Linked DNA regions of Homo sapiens: region 2 is linked to region 1. Evidence: read pairs that join two places in POLR2A ChIA-PET (ENCODE). Cell type or tissue: GM12878. All regions are shown on one strand. Each heading gives the region's core, and the rest is flanking DNA. Links, peaks and the distances in the headings are about the cores only.

Region 1 (10,602 bases), core at 881-8,880:
TATCATGCTGCTTTGGTTACCACAACTTTGTAGTACAAAGTCAGGTAGTGTGATGCCTTCACCCTTTTTTTTTTTTGGCTCAGATTGCTTTGGCTATTTAGGTTTTTTTGTGATTCCATACAAATTATAGTATCATTTTTTTCTTTTTTTTTTTCCCAAGACAGGGTCTCACTTTGTCACCCAGGCTGGAGTGCAGTGGCGCCACCTTGGCTCACTCTAACCTCCGCCTCCCGGGTTCCAGCAATTCTCCCACCTCAGCCTCCCGAGTAGCTGGGACTACAGGCACGCATGCCACTATGCCTGGCTAATTTTTGTATTGTTAGTAGAGACGGGGTTTCACCATGTTGACCAGGCTGTTCTTGAACTCCTGACCTCACGTGATCCTCCCACCTGAGCCTCCCAAAGTGCCAGGATTACAGGCATGAGACACTGTGCACTCGGTCATTTTTTTCTATTTCTATGTAGAATGCCATTGGTATTTTGATAGAGAGTACATTGAATCTGGCTGGGCATAGTGGCTCATGCCTGTAATCCCAGAACTTTGGGAGGCCAAAGCAGGTGGATCACCTGAGGTCAGGAGTTCAAGACCAGCCTGGCCAACATGGAGAAGCCCCATCTCTACTAAAAATACAAAAATTAGCTGGGTGTGGTAATTCCAATCCTACTGTAATTCCAATCCTACTTGGGAGGCTGAGGCAGGAGAATTGCTTGAACCCTGGAGGAGGCGGTTGCAGTGAGCCGAGCTCAAACACCACTGCCCTCCAGCCTGGGCAACAGAGTGAGACTGTCTTAAAAAAAAAAAAAAAAAAAAAAAAGACAGAGAGAGTGCATTGATTCTGTAGATCACTTTGGGTAGTATGAACATTTTAATAATATTCATTGTTTTAATCCATGAGCATGAGATATCTTTTGTGTCTTCAGTTTCTTCCATCAACACTTTATAGTGTTCAGTATAGACATCTTTCACCTCAGTTAAATTTACTCTTAAGTTTTTGTTACAGCTATTGTACATGGGATTATTTTCTTGTTATCTTTTTCAAACAGTATTAGTGTATAGAAACAATTTTGTGTAGTAAAGTTACAGGATACAAAATTAATAAGTTTATTAGACCTAACAGTTTTTTGGCAGAGTCTGTAGGGTTTTCTCTACAGGCATACCTCAGAGATATTGCAGGTTTAGTTCCTAACCACTGCAATAAAATGAATATTGCAATGAAGCAAGTCACATGAATTTTTTGTTTCCCAGTGCATATAAAAGTTGTTTACATTGGCTGGGCATGGTGGCTTATGCCTGTAATCCCAGTACTTTGGGAGGCCGTGGCTGGAGAATCACTTGAGCTCAGGAGTTCGACACCAGCCTGGGCAACATAGTAAGACCTTGTCTCTGTTTTTAAAAAAATTTTTTTAAAAGAACAAATTTGGCCAGGCACAGTGGCTCACGCCTGTAATCCCCGCACTTTGGGAGGCGGAGGCAGGAAGATCATGAGGTCAGGAGATCGAGACCATCCTGGCCAACATGGTGAAGCCCCACCTCTACTAAAATACAAAAAATTAGCCAGGCATGGTGGTGCTTGCCTATAGTCCCAGCTACTTGGGAGGCTGAGGCAGGGGAATCACTTGAACCCAAGAGGCGGAGATTGCAGTGAGCCAAGATCGCACCACTGCACTCCAGCCTGGCAACAGAGTGAGACTCCATCTCAAAAAAAAATAAAATAAAAGAACAAATTTGTTTACAATGTAAATACCTTAAGAAATAGTTTATTGCGGCTGGGCACGGTGGCTCATGCCTGCAATCCCAGCACTTTGGGAGGATGACGTGGGTGGATCACCTGAGGCCAGGAGTTTGAGACCAGCCTGGCCAACATGGCGAAACCCCATCTCTACTAAAAATACAAAAGTTAGCTGGGCGTAGTGGCAGGTGCCTCTAGTCCCAGCTACTCAAGAGGCTAAGGCAGAAGAATCGCTTGAACCCGGAGACGGAGGTTGCAGTGAGCCGAGATCACGCCACTTTACTCCAGCCTGGGTGACAAAGCAAGACTGTCTCCAAAAAAAAAAAAAAAATAGAAAAAAAAATAGCTCATTGCTAAACAGTGCTAACAAGTAAGCACATACCGTTTGCGAAAATGGCACAGATACACTTGCTCAATGCAGGGCTGCCATAAACTTCTAACTTGTTAAAAAAAAAAAACAAAAAACAAAAACCATAGTCTCTGTGGAACATAATAAAGTGAAGTGCAATAAAATGAGGTATGCCTGTATATCACATCATGTCATCTTCAAAACTTCTTCCTTTCCAACCTAGGAACCTTTAGTTTCTCCCTCTTGCCTAACTGCTCTGGCTAGACTTCTAATATTATGTTGAATAGAAGTAGTGAAAGTGGGCATCCTTATCTGGTTTCAGATCTTAGAGGAAAAGCTTTCAGATTTTCCCCGTTCAGTGCAATATTAGCTGTGAGTTTGTTATATGGACTCTATTGTATTGAGGTACACTCCTTTTATACCTAATTTGTTGGAAGTTTTTATCATGAAGAGATAACTGAATTTTGTCAAATGATTTTTCTGCATCTACTGAAATGATCACCAAGCGCAGTTGCTCATGCCCGTAATCCCAGAACTCTGGGAGGCTGAGGCAGGCAGATCACCTGAGCTCAGGAGTTCAAGACCAGCTTGGGCAACATGGCGAAACCCCATCTCTACCAAAAATACAAAAAATTAGCTGGGCATGGTGTCATGCACCTGTGGTCCCAGCTACTTGGGAGGCTGAGATGGGAGGATTGCTTGAGCCTAGGATGCAGAGGTTGCAGCCGAGATCACGGCACTGCACTCCAACCTGGGTGACAGAGTGAGACCCTATCTCCAGGAAAAAAAAAAGAAAAATAATGTTTTTTGTCCTTCATTCTGTTGATGGGATAATGGGATGTATCATGTTTATTAATTTGTGTATATTAAACTATCCTTGCGTCCCTGGGATGAATACCACTTGTTCATGACAGATGATTTTGTCATTGTGCTGTTGAATTCAGTTTGCTAGTATTTTGTTGGGGACCTTTGCATCTATGTTCATCAGGAATATTGGTTGTAGTTTTTTCTTGTTGTGTCCTTTTCTGGTTGTGATATCAGAGTAATGCTGGCTTCATAAAATAAGTTTCAAAGTATTTCGTCTTCGATTTTTTGGAGTGTTTAAGACATGGCATTAGTTCTTCTTTAAATATCTGGGGGCTGGGCATGGTGACTCAGGCCTGTAATTCCAGCCCTTGGGGAGGCAGAGCTGGGAGGATCGCTTGAGCCTAAGAGTTTGAGACCAACCTGAGCAACAAAGTGAGACTCCACCTCTACAAAAAATAAAATAAAATGAAAAATAAATGTTTGGTAGAATTAAACAGGCCATCAGGACCTGGGCTTTTCTTTGATGGGAGACTTTTTTTTGAGACAGGGTCTCACTCTGTCACCCAGGCTGACATGCAGTGGCACATTCATAGCTCACTTAAGCCTCAGTCTTTTGGGCACAAGCAATCCTCCTATCTCAGCCTCTCAAATATTTGGGACTATAGGTACATGCTACCATACCCAGTTATTTTTTTAAATTTTTTGTAGAGACAAGGTCTCACTGTATTGCCAAGTCTGGTCTCAAGCCCCTGGGCTCAAATGATCCTCCCCTATTAGCCTCCCGAAGTGCTTGGGATTATAGGCATTATCCACCAGGCCTGGCCTGATGGGAAACTTTTTATTACTGTTTCAATTCCTTATTATTGGTCTGTTCAGGTTTTCTATTTCTTCATAATTTAATCTTGGTAGGTGGTAGATTGTATGTGTCCAGGAATTTACTCATTTCTTCTATGTTATCCAATTTACTGATGTATAATTGTTCATAATTGTCTTTTATGTTCCTTTGTATTTCTGTGATATCAGTTGTAATGTCTCCTTTTTCATCTGATTTTGAGTTTCTTTTGTTCTTAAAGGTTTGTTGACTATCTTTTAAAGAAACCAACCCTTCATTTTGTTGATCTTTTGTATTGTTTTTCTAGTTTCTATCTATTTTTGCTATAGTCTTTATTATTTCTTTTCTTCTACTAATTTTGGGTTTACTTTGTTCTTGTTCTTCTAGCTCCTTGAGGTGCAACTGCATTACATTTCTACTGACCAGTACTGTGCCAGATTGATGACCAGCCAATACTTGAGTGTTTATGATATGGCAGCAGCTGTTTAACCACCTAAAAGTACTGTAGACCTAGCATACCCACACTTCCTATAAGAAAGGTATCAATGTCCCCACTTTACAGAAACTGAAGCAGACACACTAGAGATTAATTTGTCTGGAATTACAGAGCTAGTAGGTAGAATCTGAACCCCGTGGCAATCTGTATCCAAAAAGCAGACTTTTACCTCTATTATTTTGATAGAGGCATGGGACAGCCAAATGCCTAGGCAAATAGGGTAAGGTCCCTGGAGAACCTCCAACCTGCCCAAGTCATTGTGCACAGGGGGCTTGGCTAAACATGCCCACGGTGAAAAATTCCATCTTTTAACACATGTGCAATAAGGGAAATAAATCAATGTGGAGTGGCTCAGACTAAGGGCCCACGTGCACATTGGAAGAATGAGGAGGAGTCACCAGGAATTCACACCTTATGCAGGGGAGGAGCCTGGCCTTTTCAACTCGTATGTGATGGCCTGGTATTCAATTTGTGAGGTGGAAACCTGTGTTTGGGATCCCTCTTTTTGTTAAGAGCTTTCCTTTCACTTAATAAATTCCATCCTCCTCACCCTTCAATGTATCCACATGCCTAATTTTTCCTGGTTGTGAGACAAGGACCCAGATTTAGCTGAACTAAGGAGCAAGAAATCCTGCATCAATTTTAATAAATTGCATAACTGATAAAAGGCAGGAAGAAAGACTCACACTTAATCTGAAAGAAATCCCACAAAGTTGAAATAAGCACCCTTTACTCATGTTTAAATCAAAGTACTAAAAACTACAACTGCTCAACAGCATATAAACATTTCTTTTCAACACCAATTTGATTTAATTTAAACACTGAGCACCTACTGACATGTGAACTCTCTGAATTAGTAACAGGGCCTACAAAGACTGATAACAACATGCTCCCTTCTTTGATAAAGTCATAAAGGCAGTGGGTGGGTTTGTCTGGTAGGGGCAGGGGTTTGGGCAAGAGAGAGATTAGACAAACATGTGATAAGACAGACATGTGATAAGAAAAAGGCAATAGTGTTCTCTGCATTTCTCCTCTATTTTTCTTTCCCATTACTTAAAAGAAGCAAAACATTTTTTCCCCTTCCTCAAATAAGACACATTCAGAGTGTTTGTCTCTAGGCAGGCAAACTTTGTTCTTTCCAAAACAAATTGAGAAGTACAGGAAGCACCACCAGACTGACACTACAGTGCTGCTCTGTCAGGTACCCCAGGATCCAATAACCCTGAGGCCACAGCAATCACCTCATGCTCTTCCCCCTTGAAAAAGAGAATTAAAGCATAATTCTCCTCAAAGTCTAAACTTACAGAGGAAATGGAGCTTAAGAACAATGTATTGTCTTCTTACTGTTTGGGAATGTCCCCCTTTCTCAGTCCTTCAGAAAGGCCCAAAGAGGTGGCTTAGTTAAAGTTGTTCCCATAGAACCAGTTTCTAAAAACAGGAGAAATTACTGAAGCATATGGCTTAGGCAACCTACATTGGAATTTTCCAATAGAACCTTCCAGTTTCTAGCAAGCTGAGTGAATGAGAAACCAGGAAATGGGGTTTTGTTTCCAACCACTTCAGCACAAGGTTTATGTTACCTTCTAGTGGGTCTTCATCTTGGTTTTCAGCTAGAGGTGTGGTTTCCTGCAACAAAATATTATCTCATGAGAAAATAATTTTACTTAAAGGTTTAATATCAATACATACTTTATTGGGAAAAACTCTAGCTCTCAAAAAAACTACCTAAAATAAAAATAATATTGACAATTAATCTCTTTAAATCAACTTTTGAATTTGATGAAAAGAATCTTTAGGTGGCATAGTACAATTATGAAAGAAGTAAACTGAATCACAGAAGAACTGTCACAAAGAGGAACAAGCCTAACGAGGGCCCCTGGCCCCTGGATTTTCTGGGACCTAACTAGCATCCTAGAGCCTGAGCTAGGAAACCAGACACCAGCGACCCTGGTATCCAGGCTCCTTATTTCTTGTACTACATGCCTGACTCTACCTAGAGTTCTGCTCCTCCTTCCAGAAGACAATCTGTTAAGTCTCCATGAGCACGTTTTTCTCATGGCCTTCTAATCACATCCTCAAACCCGTGACTCAGCTAAGAACCAGGATATTAGGTGCTCAAGAAAATGCAGAGGCTACAGCAAAGCAAACCAATCATATCCTTACATAATGAGAGAAGTAAACTGCAGAGGTACTCCCAAAGTAAATCTTGGTTGGTTAACCCAGACCCTGTTGGCTCTACTGGGGCAGCATACGTTTTTATGATTCTTCTATGTAGACCTGTTGGGAACCTGTCTTTTTAAGTATGGCCAGCTATTCCAAGGAATCACTATCAAGAAAGGGCTGATGTAGCTCCTGGCACTTAATTAAGCTTCCCTTGCTAATAAGAATGAGAAGATACTGAGAGCCAAAGATCTACTATCTTTTCTTTTCAGTCTATCTGAAAGTATGCCTCCCCTTCACTCTGAAATATACTGAGGTTTGGAAAATAGGTTATATAGTTACCATAAATTTCAAAAGACAATCTGTCTTTTTTCTATTTAGATACGGCTAAGACCGCAGGCATGGTGGCATGCAGCCGGTAGTCTCAGCTACTTGGAAGGCTGGAGCAGGAGGACCACTTGAACCCAGGAGATCAAGACTGCAGTGAGTTATGATGGCACCACTGCACTCCAGCCTGGGCAAAAGAGCAAGACATCATCTCTAAAAGCTAATTATATAAAAAGAAAAGAAAGAAATGGCAAAGACACCCAGAATCCACACTTCCATAAGTTCCTTTCCCATAATACAAGACTTGAGTAACCACACATTTCCTCCTTTCAGTGTGTGTTCTGGTAAATGTGGATGCTAAATAACCAGGATGAGGGAAGCAGGAAGTATCTGGAGACAGAGCATTCTCTCTGGTCTGAGGGCCACCTGTGCTGTGTATGCAGCTGGCTGCCTTTAAAGAAAAGCACATTTATAAAAGGCTTTCCTCAGCTAGAGATAGTCTGGGAAGGTGTGCTGATGGACCACAAAGACCCGAGAATCATTTTGGAGACATCCACCTCCACAACGTGAAAATGTAAAGGAGAGGGCTGGAGAGGGGGTAACCCCTTTAACTTGGGGAGATAAAGGTTATGGACAGAGGCACAGCACATTGGGGGAAGCAGGGAATGACTAGGACATCTTGGCAAGGACACACGTTATTGGAGAAGACCAAAATGGGGATGTGGGAGTAAAAGAGCGCCACCACAGAGGCTTACCATCTTTAATTTCACTCAGCAGCTTCCCAACAGGGGACACCCAGCAGGATGGCAGGCAGATGGCACAGGGGGTCACTACAGCCACAAAAGATAACATATTTATATAATTCTTGTATGAAAAATGCATGTTATAGTAATAATTCGGCCTGAGGGTGAGATAAAAATCCCAGACTGTGCCAACAAAAATGGACAGAGGAATTGAGAGAAGGGGTAGCCAGGTGAGAAAAAAAGGATGTTCATTTCTTAATTTTCTCAAGAGTGACGAAAAAATCAAGAAATACTTTTGTTTCTGAAGTTGATAATATACTAATTCCTATACTTCTCTATTTAGAGATATAAGGGTAACCACCAAAAGACAGACCGTCTCCCAAAAAAGAGCAAAAAGAGAAGGGGCAAAAGAAAAAAAAAAAAAAAAGAGTGCCAAAACCACAGGCAATGTAGTGAAAGATTTTTTTTTTAAGTGCTGCAATATCAAACATCTGTTAAAAGGGAAAAACCCAAATTGGGCTAAAAGGGGGAAAAAATGACAAGAAATCTAACAAGATATTTTATATAAGAGGCACACCTAAAACAGACTTGAGAAAAATTGAAAATGAAAGTTTGGGCAGTGAAATATCATAATATAAAGCAAATGTAAGTTTTAAAAGCCAAGGGACTAGATATAAAATTCAATTTTCATTTTAAGGTAAAGATCATCACACAAATGGTGTCACTCTGCATATTAGGAGACAAGCTGGGGTGGGGGAAGTCCGTAACATTTAGACTCCAAAGTGTTAATTTCTCTAACATGTGAATATCTTATGCAGTCAAGCAAGAGGGACACAACTCAACAGAAAAATTAGAAAGAGGATATCAAAGTCACAGAACACAGATAGCAATAAACATTTCAAGAGGTATTTGCCCTCAATAATAGATAAATGCCTCCCTGCCCTATTAGATTGGCTAATCATACACAGACAAATGTAGAGTAGCAAGAACACCCACCACAATAATGAAAAGTGTAAATTCATGCAGACTTTAGGTAACTTGCTATTAAAATTTTTTAATGTTATATCCTTTAATCCAGCCCTTCCACATCCAGAATTATATTCTTGGGGAAAAAAGCAACACTCAGACAAATGCTTGAAGATAGGTAAGTTTGTTAAAGCCCTGAAAATATTTAAAATGTCAGATAAGGGATGAGCTAAAAATCGCAATGTATCTAACTGCGCTCGCTCTGTTGCTCAGGCTGGAGTACAATGGCACAATCATGGCTCATTGCAGCCTCAAACTCCCGGACTCAAGTGATCGTCCCGCCTCAGTCTCCCAAGTAGCTGGGACTACATGTGTGAGCCATCTTGCCCAGACCATAAGTGGACGATTTTTTAAAGAAAGGTCTCCTTATGCAGAAGCAAGCAAACAGCAAACCAGTATGTACTACATAGTTCGTTCTTGCCCAAATCATCCCCTAACCACCAAAACAGAAAGATGAACCACATTGATTTAGCAAGAGTACAGGAGAAAGATCTAGAAGACATAGATCCACTCCACAGTACTTTCTTCTAAGTGGGAAGGGAATGGGGAAGGAGGAGGGGTGTGTGTGGGGGGGAACTTTTCCCTTACTTCAATACATCTTTGTGTGATTTGAGAAATATGTCACTTTAGTAATTCAAAGTATTAAAATATATTTTTAAAGTGTGTTTATGTCCAACTGCTATAAAACAAACCCCAAAACTACCTTTTGTCCTATATAGTGTTAAAGAGTAAAATTTATCGAATTATGATAATCTAAAATTTAGCAGCAAGAATTTAGAAAAAGACTTCATTAGCTTTTTGTGTTGTTTCTAGAAGAGAATGGGAAATTATCTGCAAGTGAACACTTCTAGTTTATACACGTCCAAACTCAGCAAATCATATAAATTAAACATGTGCAGGGACTTTTTGTGTATTATACCTCAATAAAGCTATACAAACATTTTTCTTAGGCTATCAGCTTTACTCTCTAGTATTAAAACAGGTAGCAAAAGCCATGTCTGTGGGAATTTGGATGACAGGACACAGATGTGTGAAGATAGGAAAGTGATGTTTACTATTATTGGGCACACGAATGACACAAGATTCATTCTAGCAAGGGATACCTTAGGCATAACCAGAGTTCCAGCTGTGTGTTCAGGGGTCTCATGCGCAGAAAAACAGTCCTTTCCATTTCCATCCACTGCACAGCCATAGCTGTAGCCAGAAAGAAGGTAAGAGCCGTGCTGTCGCGCATACCAGTTGCCATAGCGGTAACTCTGGCTGGGCTGGAACTCCTGCTTCACTCTAATAGCAGAGGGGAGACTACAGGAATGACAATCATCACAACCAACGCAGAATCATCCACAAACCCCCAAACCCTTTCTTCTTTCCAGGAAGTTTGCAGTAAGCTGAACACCTATGTTCAAAGCCATAGTTTGATACCTAATGTAGATGACGGGTTGATGGGTGCAGCAAACCACCATGGCACGTGTATACCTATGTAAAAAACCTGCACGTTCTGCACATGTACCCCAGAACTTTAAAAAAAAAAAAGCCATAGTTTGTAAGTTACCAACAGTTATGTAGCAAATAGAACAGTAACAGCTTTCCTTTTCAAAGTAGGAGAAAACCACTCACCTTTGCCAGTAGCAGTAATAGTTATTTTGTTGAGCTATGCCAAAATCTGCAGAACTCTCTGGTTGGGCCATTTACCCAGAAACTTTACAAAAAGAGAGCAGAATCCAGTTTTTATTCCTGCGTCAAAAATCCAGCTTGTGGGCTGAAACCTCTCAATCCTGACAAATAAGTCTCGCAACTACATCTGAGATAATTACATTTAGTGGCAATTCCTGCTAGGCAATTAATTGCTTGACTTTCCTGACAACGGGGCAAAGGTGTGGGTGGGGGAGGGGTGTACTGAGGCACCTGGGGGAACTTCTGCAATCTGTTCCTCGGGCTTCCACCTGCCAGCCCCTCTCTCCCAACTGTCAGGCAGCGGGAGCCAGCAGAACCCCAGGGAGGGACAGAAGGGGTAGGTATGTTGGTCGACAATGAAGGATAGTCTCCACTCCACCCCTTACCATAACAGGTAAAAGAGGAAACTCTAATAACTAAAACCTTAAGACAAATACATTTCTCTCCTCTGTTACCTG
Region 2 (10,297 bases), core at 2,298-10,297, 150 kb before region 1:
CTGGAAGCCTGTGGTTATAACCTATGCTTAAAAAGAAATAGTGATGAGGATAAAGCAGGGTACCGAACTTGTCAAGAGAAAACACATAAATAAGAAAGAGCAGGCAGAGAGGAGGACAGGAAAAGGTTGTCTTTTTGAAAAAGGACAAAATGATACAAAAATTAGCCAGGCATGGTGGTGCATACCTGTAAGCCCAGCTACTTGGGAGGCTGAGGCAGGAGAATCACTTGAACCTGGGAGGCCGAGGTTGCAATGAGCTGAGATTGTGCCGTTGCACTCCAGCCTGAGTCACAAAAGCAAAACTCTGTCCCCCACCCCCCAAAAAAAAGAAAAGGAAAGAAAGAAAAGAAAAAGGACAAAATGTGTTGCCCTTCAGATTAAAAACCAGTTTAATCCAAGCTGTTCTTCCTCTGAGACTGCATCAGGCTTTCACAGACACTGAGAAAGTTTCCATCGGCCCACCCCCCCGGTTTCTAATTTGGGCACACAGGTGATGTCATGGTAAAATGAATATGTGAAAAGTGCTTTGGGCATCATATGGTCCATGAATAATTAAGGTGAGGATGATGGGATTCTTGTCTGTAGAAAGGAACCCCTTTTTTTCTGCTTCTCTTTCTACAGTCAGTTATTGAGATTAAACTCTAAGTGCAGTGTCTTAGTGCAATGAAAATTAGTTTACATCCTGGAGAGTGAGAATTTATAAGAGTATGTGTTATGGAGAAATAAGCAATTAGTGATTGAACATAATATACACCCTGCCAGTTATTGAGCAACCAAACTATAAGTCTTTGCTGGTTCCCAATTTGTTCAGAACTCTTTATTTATCCCACCTGATCAGTGCCTCCGACTTAGAATTGGGGGGTATTAATTTTGATCTGAAATTCAACCTGGGATGAACAATCTCGCGTCCTTTTGGTCACTCCCTGATTACCATCTCCTCCCATTATATCACACAAACGCAAGAGCCTAGAGCCCAGAATTGAGGAGAGTGATTACTGATAGATTGTACAAGGGCATTGGGAAAGCTGGAGGGTCTGGAAGACCAGCGTGTCCCATGTGCCTACCAAAATAAAATGCACCAGCTGGCACTGGGTTGATGAAAAAGGAAATAGGTTCATATTAATTCTTTTTTTAAATGTCTAGCATTGTCAAAGATACTATTTTACAGAATCATAAATATTCCAGAGCTCAAAATCAAGGGACCGTCTTAGCATTACAGGTAAGGTACAAGTAAAGACGTATGAACTTTGCTTGTACTTGCAGCAGAGCACAAAATACAAGTGTTCGTTACCCTGCAACTAAATCCAGTGAGTTGTAAATTCGAAGAGCAGGCAAATAATTCAAGATGCTTCTATGTCTGCAATGTCTGGAGGGATAGAACTAGGCCAAGAATGAGGTAAGAGTCAAACAAACACCTGATGTAATTGTCTGGATAAATTAGGAGAAAATATGGTAAAAATTACTTGACTAGTTTAGATAAGCATAATTCAGCATTGACATTTTCATTTAATCATTCCTATAGTATTTCATTTGATATGGACAGGGTCTAAAGAGACGTTAAAAGTCAACTAAAAATTAGAGAAATTTTAGTCATTTCAGAAAAGATTGATTTTGTATGCGTTCTGTATTGAAGAAGTGATTTGTTCAAAAGAATTCTGGATAGACGCATGAAAGATAGTTAAGAAAATAGATATTTGGGTTGATTAAATTCTATTTTGGGGGCCCTATAGGCACAACTGGGTGTACCTGAGTCACGCTGTAGAATCTGATTCCAGAAGCAACTGAGAACTGACTCACTGTGTTCTAGAGAATTTTCCCTGTGTCCTTTCTTGTCATCATTTCCTGTGTTCCTGACACCGTGAAATGGGGTTGGCTGCCGTCTCAATGTGTTCGCTTTTAGCTGGGTTAGCGGAAAAATCAACAGGAATAACTCCAGGTTCTAAAGTAGTGATTGTGAAGATAATACCCAAGGCACACCAAGAAGCACTATGGAAAATGTTATTGTATAATAGTAAGTGCAGAATGCAGGATTTAAGCTTGCATCTTCCTGCGTTCTTTTTTTTTTATTAGAGATGGGGCCTGGCTGTGTTGCCTAGGCAGGTCTCAAACTCCTGGCCTCGAGCTCCTCCCGCCTTGGCCTCCCAAAAGTGCTGAGATTACAGGCGTGAGCCACTGCACCCAGCCTCCCCTGTGTTCTTGATAAAATAAGAATGTGTATTTCCTATAGGCAAGAGGTAAATGAAAGTACAGGACGTGGAAACATTGTGTTTAGAAACTATCTACGATATTATGTCGTCTTTGTGATTAAGAAAATGAGCCAGGTGCAGTGGCTCACAGCTGTCATCCTAAAGCTTTGGGACCCTGAGGTAGGAGGATAGCTTGAGGAGTTCAAGACCAGCCTGGGCAACACAGTAAGACCCCCATCTCTACAAAAGAGTAAATTAATTAATTAATTACATTTAATAAAAGTTAGAAGATACATTGGAAAAATTAGGTTTATTGACTGTACCACATTCACAGATACAAATATATATCTCCTACAAATCAGTATTACCTGGAATTTCTCACTAATGTGATCAGGGAAGCAGGGAAATGAAAACTTGAGCATTCAATCAATAAATAGTTGATTGTGCGGTGGCTCGCGCCTGTAATCCCAGCACTTTGGGAGGCCGAGGCGGGTGGATCACCTGAGGTCAGGCGTTTGAAACCAGCCTGCTCAAAAATGGTGAAACCCCGTCTCTACTAAAAATACAAAAATTAGCCAGGCATGGTGGCAGGTGTCTGTAATTCCAGCTACTTGGGAGGCTGAGGCAGGAGAATCGCTTGAACCTGGGAGGCAGAGATTTCAGTGAGCCGAGATCGTGCCATTGCACTCCAGCCTGGGCAACGAGAGCGAAACTCCGTTTCAATAAATAAATAAAATAAAATAAAAAGTTGCTTGTCTACTACATACAGACAATGCTAGGAGCCAGAAACATGAGGAATACATGAGCTCGGCGCCAATGGAACATGCTTTCACACCGGGTGCAGCTAACCACCACATCATACAAAACTCGTCGCTGACGTTTTAGATGTATAATCTGATTGGCATGGACTCACAGAGGAGGGAGTAAGGGAAGAGTAAGAAGATTTCAAAGGAGAGGTAATTGTGTCATTTATTAGAAGTATGAGTGTGGGGTAAGAGATACGTGTGTATGCATGCGTGTGTGTGAACGGACTTCTTGTTTAGTACCATTTTGCTGCTGCTTTACCACCCCAATCTGTTCCTGGACACGGCGATGGACTCTGTATATGTTATCTCATTTTATTCTCACAATTGACCTCTGGTGGTAAAATTATTCTCATTTTTTACAGATTAAAAAAAAAGCCTCCTTTAAAGCATTTGTAAATCTGGACATAAGAGCCTCTCTCCTAAAATTCAAGACTGAGATGCTCTTCTCTCCTTCCTCTAAGCATCAGGGTTCTCTGTCTGCATCCTATGCGGACCAGGGCAAAATAAACTTGAAATTCACTATGTTAGCCTGTATGCAATTTTGGGTGATGATGGGCTATTGGTCGTTTTGTTGTTTTAAAAAAAGAAGTTAGCCTTTATTCATCCGAGTGCCACAGTCACTTTGTGCAGTAAGTTAGGTGGTGAGGTAAGCTTGCTAATTAATGGGCATTTTAAAGGACTTTACCCAGCAGCAGACAAAATTAAGCCCTGGAAAGAATTTAGCCCAGTAGCCAGTCATATGCCATGTCGTATAGCATACCCAGCCAATGGGGAGAGCGAGGTGTGGCTGTGGAAAAAGACAGGGTTAAGCAATTTTTTTAAAGCACTACATATTTATTGATAGAATATCTCTCCAGGCAGTATTCACATGCTTTAAACTGAAGCTCGTAGCTTGGCAGTGCAGTTTAAGCAAATAAACTCAGGCTGTTGAACACAATGATTAACAGGAAGCAGGGGAGGGGACATAGTTACTAGACTCTGGCCGGGACAAGAGGCTGAGGTTAAGGTCTTAGAGCCGATGACTTGCAGAATGGTCACCTCACCCACTTGTAATTTCATGGTGGGAACAGGTGGACCCCCTGGAATCAGAACCTCTCTGAGGACATCTGTTTTTGTGTAGACACAGGTTGCAGGTTAGCAGGAGAACAGGCAAGCCAAATGCAAAGGAGCCACTTCAGAAATGTGTCACAGAAAAGTGAAAATGCAACCTAGTGGTAAGTGAAGAGGGGAAGAAGAAAGAAAAAGGACCAGAACCGTGAACTGAAGGGACAGGGAACAGCCAGACGAGAGCTTCAGCCATCACGAGGATGATTTCGGAACCTGGAGAAAATGTAAGTTAAATATATCTACACTCTGATCCTATCTCAAGAGAGAGATATTTTACTCATTTCCTGGTTGTGAATGATGGGCTCTTGGAAGCACTGTCTTTTTAGCGCGTCTCTTATCTCTGCCCTGATTTTTGTATTTGTTTACAATACTGAGTTATGGGAGAATAAACGTTTTCTGAGGGCAGCTCTGTCCAATGCTTCACTGTTAGCAGAAGCCTGTCATCAGATTTTTGAGGGGAAAGTTTTTTACCCAACAGAAAATGCATTGAAAACTACCCTTGATGAAGCTACCTGCTATGAGTACATGGTTCGAAGCCACTATGTAACAGAAACACTCTCTGAAGAAGAGGCTGGGTTCCCTTTAGCTTACACAGTGACCATCCACAAAGACTTCGGCACTTTTGAGAGGCTCTTCAGGGCGATTTATATGCCCCAAAATGTCTACTGTGTGCACCTGGATCAGAAGGCGACGGATGCCTTTAAAGGTGCAGTGAAACAGTTACTCAGCTGCTTCCCAAATGCTTTTCTGGCTTCCAAGAAGGAGTCGGTTGTCTATGGGGGGATCTCCAGGCTCCAGGCTGACCTGAACTGCCTGGAAGACCTTGTGGCCTCTGAAGTTCCCTGGAAGTATGTCATCAACACCTGCGGGCAAGACTTTCCCCTGAAAACCAACAGGGAAATAGTTCAGTATCTGAAGGGATTTAAAGGGAAAAATATCACCCCCGGAGTGCTGCCTCCTGACCACGCTGTTGGACGGACTAAATACGTCCACCAAGAACTGTTAAACCACAAAAATTCCTACGTGATTAAAACAACAAAATTAAAAACTCCTCCTCCTCATGACATGGTGATTTACTTTGGCACGGCCTACGTGGCTCTCACAAGGGACTTTGCTAACTTCGTCCTCCAAGACCAGCTCGCACTTGACTTACTCTCCTGGTCCAAGGACACCTACAGCCCCGACGAACATTTCTGGGTGACACTCAACAGGATTCCCGGTATGTACGTCTCTTAACTTTTATTTTTACGAATAAACACTGCATGGTCAATACTAAATAAGTTGCTTTGAAAAGAGTGGAAAAAATGGGACAAACTTCTTTACGGTTTTAAATGTCAAATTAAAAAAAAAATTTCATCTGTAAAATGGTAAAATGGAGATGTGTTATATCACCCACTCTTGTGAACCGCTCTGTTCACAGGACAAAAGACCGAAGGAACACTGGCCATATAAATAAAAACGTGACCGAGCACAGTGGCTCAAGCCTGTAATCACAGCACTTTGGGAGGCGGAGGCAGGTGGATCACTTGAGGTCAGGAGTTTGAGAGCAGCCTGACCAACATGGTGAAAACCTGTATCTACTAAAAATACTAAAAAAATTAGCCAGGCGTGGTGGTGCATGCCTGCAATCCCAGCTACTGGAGAGGCTGAGGCAGGAGAATCGCTTGAACCCAAGGGGCGGAGGTTGCAATGAGCCAAGATTGTGCCACTGCACTCCAGCCTGGGTGACAGATCGAGACTCCATCTCTAAATAAATAAATAAATAAAATGTAAACCTTATTCTCCTTTAAGCGCAACGCATTTAAAATCAGGAATATGTATTATAAATAAAATTTGAATGACAATTTGAAGATTTCATAATATTTTTGTCTCTGTTGAAGCTCCCATCCTTTTGAAATGGGAGCAAGATACAACTTTCAAATTTTTTATTTGCAAGCTCTTTTCTGGTCTTGAATCAAAAATCTAAAGCATGGCCAGGCATGGTGGCTCACGCCTGTAATCCCAGCGCTTTGGAAGGCTGAGGCAGGAGGATCTCTTGAAGCCAGGAGTTTGAGACCAGCCTGGGCAACATAGTGAGACACTGTCTCTATTTTTTTTCAAGAAGTTAAAACAAACAAACAAACAAAAAAACCTTATTGCACCTTAAAGATTTCTAGGCTGAGCGCAGTGGCTCACACCTGTAATCCCAGCACTTTGGGAGGCTGAAGTGGGCGGATCACAAGGTCAGGAGTTCGAGACCAGCCTGGCCAACATGGTGAAACCCCGTCTCTACTAAAAATACCAAAAATTAGCCAGGCGTGGTGGCGCATGCCTGTAATCCCAGCTTCTCAGAAGGCTGAGGCAGTAGAATCGCTTGAACCCAGGAGGCGGAGGTTGCAGTGAGCCAAGATCACGTCATCGCACTCCAGCGGAGACTCTGTCTCAAAAAAAAAAAAAAAAAGATTTCTAGACTAGTACCTCCATTTTATAGATGAAGAAACTTCAATGTGATTACATGATGTGCTCAAATCCCACAGCTAGTAAGCAAATGCACCAATTATAAACCAGGTCTCCTAAGCCTGATGTTCTTTTTAGGTTGACTTTCAATAAGGTCTCAATTGTTGCTAAATCAATTCCATCTCTCCTTTGGTCCAAGTTCCAAATGATTTTTGAATAATCTCAAGTTGTTTATAGTGAACCAATTTAGTCCTGCTAGTTCAATTCAAAATAAGAATTCATATTTGCAGTTCAAAGGAAAAAGTAACTGGAACCTGTATGAAGATCACAGTCCTGGTTTCTTTGGATTGCTGGTTCAACCCTGGATGCACATTACGATCATCTGGGGCTTCTAAAAATAACTAAGCCAGGGCCTGTTTCCCTCCTTGGGGCAAGACCTAACTATTGATATTTGTACAGCTTCCAAGTGATTCTCATGTACAGCCAGGGGTGTAAACCATTGCAGGTGCTTGTTTTAGATATTGGCATACAAAGCTTCATAGGCTTAGAATTCTCTTTAAGTCTGTGATTTTCTCAGAGCCAGAAGGGGAAGTATAGTGATCAAAAGAAATTAGGGCTCAGGAAAGTCTGGTGGGGAAAGCACAGAGCTGTTTAAATAGAATTGTAGTGTCCAGAGTAAGGGAAGTGAAAGCCTCACTTCTCTCCCATGTGCTTGGAGTAGGATGTAGACTCTTCAGGTCTGGCCACCCTACTATACGGGGAGACATTGACACAGCAGTTCCAAAGAGAGCAGCCAGGGAGGTAAAAAGGCCAATCCCCACTTTTTTTTTTTTTTTTTTTTAGAGAAGACCAAGACAAAGAAAAAGGATAATTGATTTGGAAAAGACTTGAAGAGGGATCGGTGTCTTTACCTAATTAAAAGATTTGCTCAGGAAAGAGAAATTAGACCAACTCTGTCGTTTTGGAAGTAGAATCTAGGGCCAGCGGGTGGGAGATGAGAACACATGGAGCTGGGAATAAAACGGGCAGCTTCCTCAATGGTGAGCAAAGCCAAGGGAAGCAGGGCTGGGGAAGTGCTGCTGAGGAAACCTCAAGGATTGGACCGGATGGCCTCCGAGTCCCTTCCCACTCTCAGAGTCTGTGATCCTAATCAGGGGACTCAACAGAAACTTAAGGGAAACCCCCTGACTTCTCGACTCGATGTATCTATTGGAGCTGGATTTTTACACCCCGTGTTAGCAGTAACAGATTGGCAAAGCAATAGAAAACAAATGCACCAATTCATGTTTTTCAGAAACTTAACAAAAGTTAGCCCCTGAAGTCATTTCTGTGTTATGTGTGTGGAGGAACACTGCCGGAGGACCCTGACCAGCTCTGCCAACTCTTTTTTTTCTTTTTTTGGATCTCACTCTGTCATCCAGGCTGGAGTGCAGTGGCACAATCACGGCTCACGGCCTCAACCTCCCAAAGTGCTGGGATTACAGGTGTGAGCCACACAGCACCCAGCCCGTGCTGGTCTTGACCTCCCAGGCTCAAGCCTTCCAAGAGGCTGGGACTACAGGCATGTGCCCCCATGCCTGGCTAACTTTAACTTTTGTAGAGACGAGGTCCTGCTGTGTTGCCAGTGCTGGTCTTGAACTCCTGGGCCCAAGCGATCCTCCTGCCTCAGCCTCGTGAGCCACCACATCGGGCAAGCCCTGCCAACTCTTTCCTGACCTGAGGCAGGGCTGAATGTAGGAGGTTAGGGAATTAGAAACCTAAGGGTTGTCTTGTTTAATTATTATTCCGGCTATGTGGAGATCTGAGCCATTTTCCGTTGTAAGGGTCCTTCTGGTTGATGTGTATATGTTGTGGTTTTTGCTTTTTTTTTTTTTTTTTTTTGGCAGGTGTGCGAGGGACATTTTGAGATTGTTCCAATTCATTGTCATGATTGAGGGATTATGATTAGGATTCTGTAAAGTAACTAGTCCAGGCCAGGTGTGGTGGCTCACGCCTGTAATCCCAGCACTTTGGGAGGCTGAGCTGGGTGGATCGCCTGAAGTCAGGAGTTCAAGACCAGCCTGGCCAACATGGTGAAACCTATCTCTACTAAAAATACAAAAATTAGCCGGGTGTGGTGGCACGTGCCTGTAATCCCAGCTACTCGGGAGGCTGAAGCAGGAGAATCACTTCAGCCTGGGAGGCGGAGGTTGCAGTGAGCCAAGATCCTGCCACTGCACTCGCGTCTGGGCGACAGAGTGAGACTCCATCTCAGAAATAAAAATTTAAAAAAAAATTAGTCCAGAAAAACATCTCACAGCTGAAGTGGTCTCATGGGAAGGGAGAACAGCACTGCCCAATAGGAATGCTATAATGGGAGCCATAGATCTAAAATCAAATTTTAGATTTTCCAGGAGCCACATTAAAAGAAGTAAAAAGAAGCAGATAATATGAATTTAAAGAATGTATTTTATGCCAGGTGTGGTGGCTCTCGCCTGTAATCCCAGCACTTTGGGGAGCCGAGGTGGGCGGATCACTTGAGGTCAGGAGTTTGAGACCAGCCTGGCCAACATGGTGAAACCCCAACTCTACTAAAAATACAAAAAACTAGCCAGGCGTGGTAGCTTGTGCCTGTAACCCCAGCTACTCGGGAGACTGAAGCAGGAGAATCGCTTCAGCGATTTAGGAGAACCAGGAGGCAGAGGTTGTGGTGAGTTGAGATCATGCCACTGTACTCCAGCCTGGGTGACAGAGCAAGACTCTGTCTCAAAAAAAAAAAAAAAAAAAAAAAAAAGAATGTATTTTATTTAACTCAGTTTGAAACATCACTTTTACTTGTGGCCTGTGGCTGCGACCACAGGCAGGGGAGGTGGACCACGCATCCTCATTGCTGGTGCAGTGGTCAGGCTCTGCCGCCCTAGCAGCACCGAGACGTTGGCCGTCCTCATGTCGCAGAGTCTCCACCTCTGCTGGTTTTGCTTTGCCTGCTTCTACTTTATTTGAAATTCTTGCCTGTGCTTCAGCACTTCCCCTGGTTTATGGGCTCCTCCACCCTGTGGGTTCTACTTCCTATGTCTTCCCCTGGTATCTGCCAGATTCCATGCTGCTCTTTTTTTTTTTTTTTTTTAAGATGGAGTCTCGCTCTGTCACCCAGGCTGGAGTGCAGTGATGTCATCTTGGCTCACTGCAACCTCCTCCTCCTGGGTTCAAGCAATTCTCCTGTCTCAGCCTCCGCAGCACCAGGGATTACAGGTGCATGACACCACGCTTGGCTAATTTTTGCATTTTTAGTAGAGACGGGGTTTCACCATGTTGGCCAGGCTAGTCTTCTGACCTCAGGTGATCCACCTGCCTTGGCCTCCCAAAATGCTGGGATTACAGGCGTGAGCCACTGTGCCTGGCCCATGCTGCTCTCTTGACAGCAAGTGCTCTCTGTGTCCCATTCAGATGTCCCCAGAGAGTCCTGCCTTGGGTCATGCAGCCATTGTATTAAACAATGAGGATCCCCGTTCTCATTCCACACCACCTCTCAGGCTGCGGCTGACGTCTTTGCAGGCAGCTGCCCTTTATGTAGCCCCAAGTTGTCCAATCAGCTGTGACCAGGGTGGCAGGGTCATGTGGTTTAAAAAAGCAAAGCTTGGGTAACACAGATACCTTGTCTCTACAAAAAAAAATCAAAAAATAGTCAGGCGTGGTGGCATGCACTGTAGTCTCAGCTGCTGGAGAAGTTGAGGCAGGAGGATCACTTGAGCCCAGGAGGTCAAGGGCACAGTGAGCTGCAAT

Evidence for each region. Peaks named below come from ENCODE experiments on the same cell type or tissue, not always from the same donor. Only the 100,000 strongest peaks of a DNase experiment are listed, where the experiment ranks them.
Region 2: POLR2A ChIA-PET joins it to region 1 with 13 read pairs; 22 of 35 experiments call an interaction of 5 or more read pairs at or near these places.

Annotation. Positions count from the first base shown.
Region 1 is chr6:10,677,393-10,687,994 of GRCh38, forward strand. It overlaps C6orf52 (chromosome 6 open reading frame 52), which reads right to left. Exons shown (of 5, transcript NM_001145020.3): 2 at 10,088-10,169; 3 at 9,574-9,772; 4 at 5,795-5,840. The coding sequence starts at 10,158. Among named protein-coding and RNA genes, the nearest start is that of C6orf52, 12 kb to the right of the region's middle. In GM12878, for the core only: no CTCF peak of the experiment used is centred there; no DNase peak of the experiment used is centred there.
Region 2 is chr6:10,524,519-10,534,815 of GRCh38, forward strand. GCNT2 (glucosaminyl (N-acetyl) transferase 2 (I blood group)) reads left to right here. Exons shown (of 5, transcript NM_145649.5): 2 at 2,956-3,142; 3 at 4,113-5,318. The coding sequence starts at 4,394. Among named protein-coding and RNA genes, the nearest start is that of GCNT2, 8.3 kb to the left of the region's middle. RefSeq lists enhancers at 9,484-9,733, 9,854-10,183. In GM12878, for the core only: no CTCF peak of the experiment used is centred there; DNase peaks (open chromatin) are centred at 4,133, 7,146, 9,423 and 10,022; H3K4me3 peaks cover 6,849 bases; H3K27ac peaks cover 6,719 bases.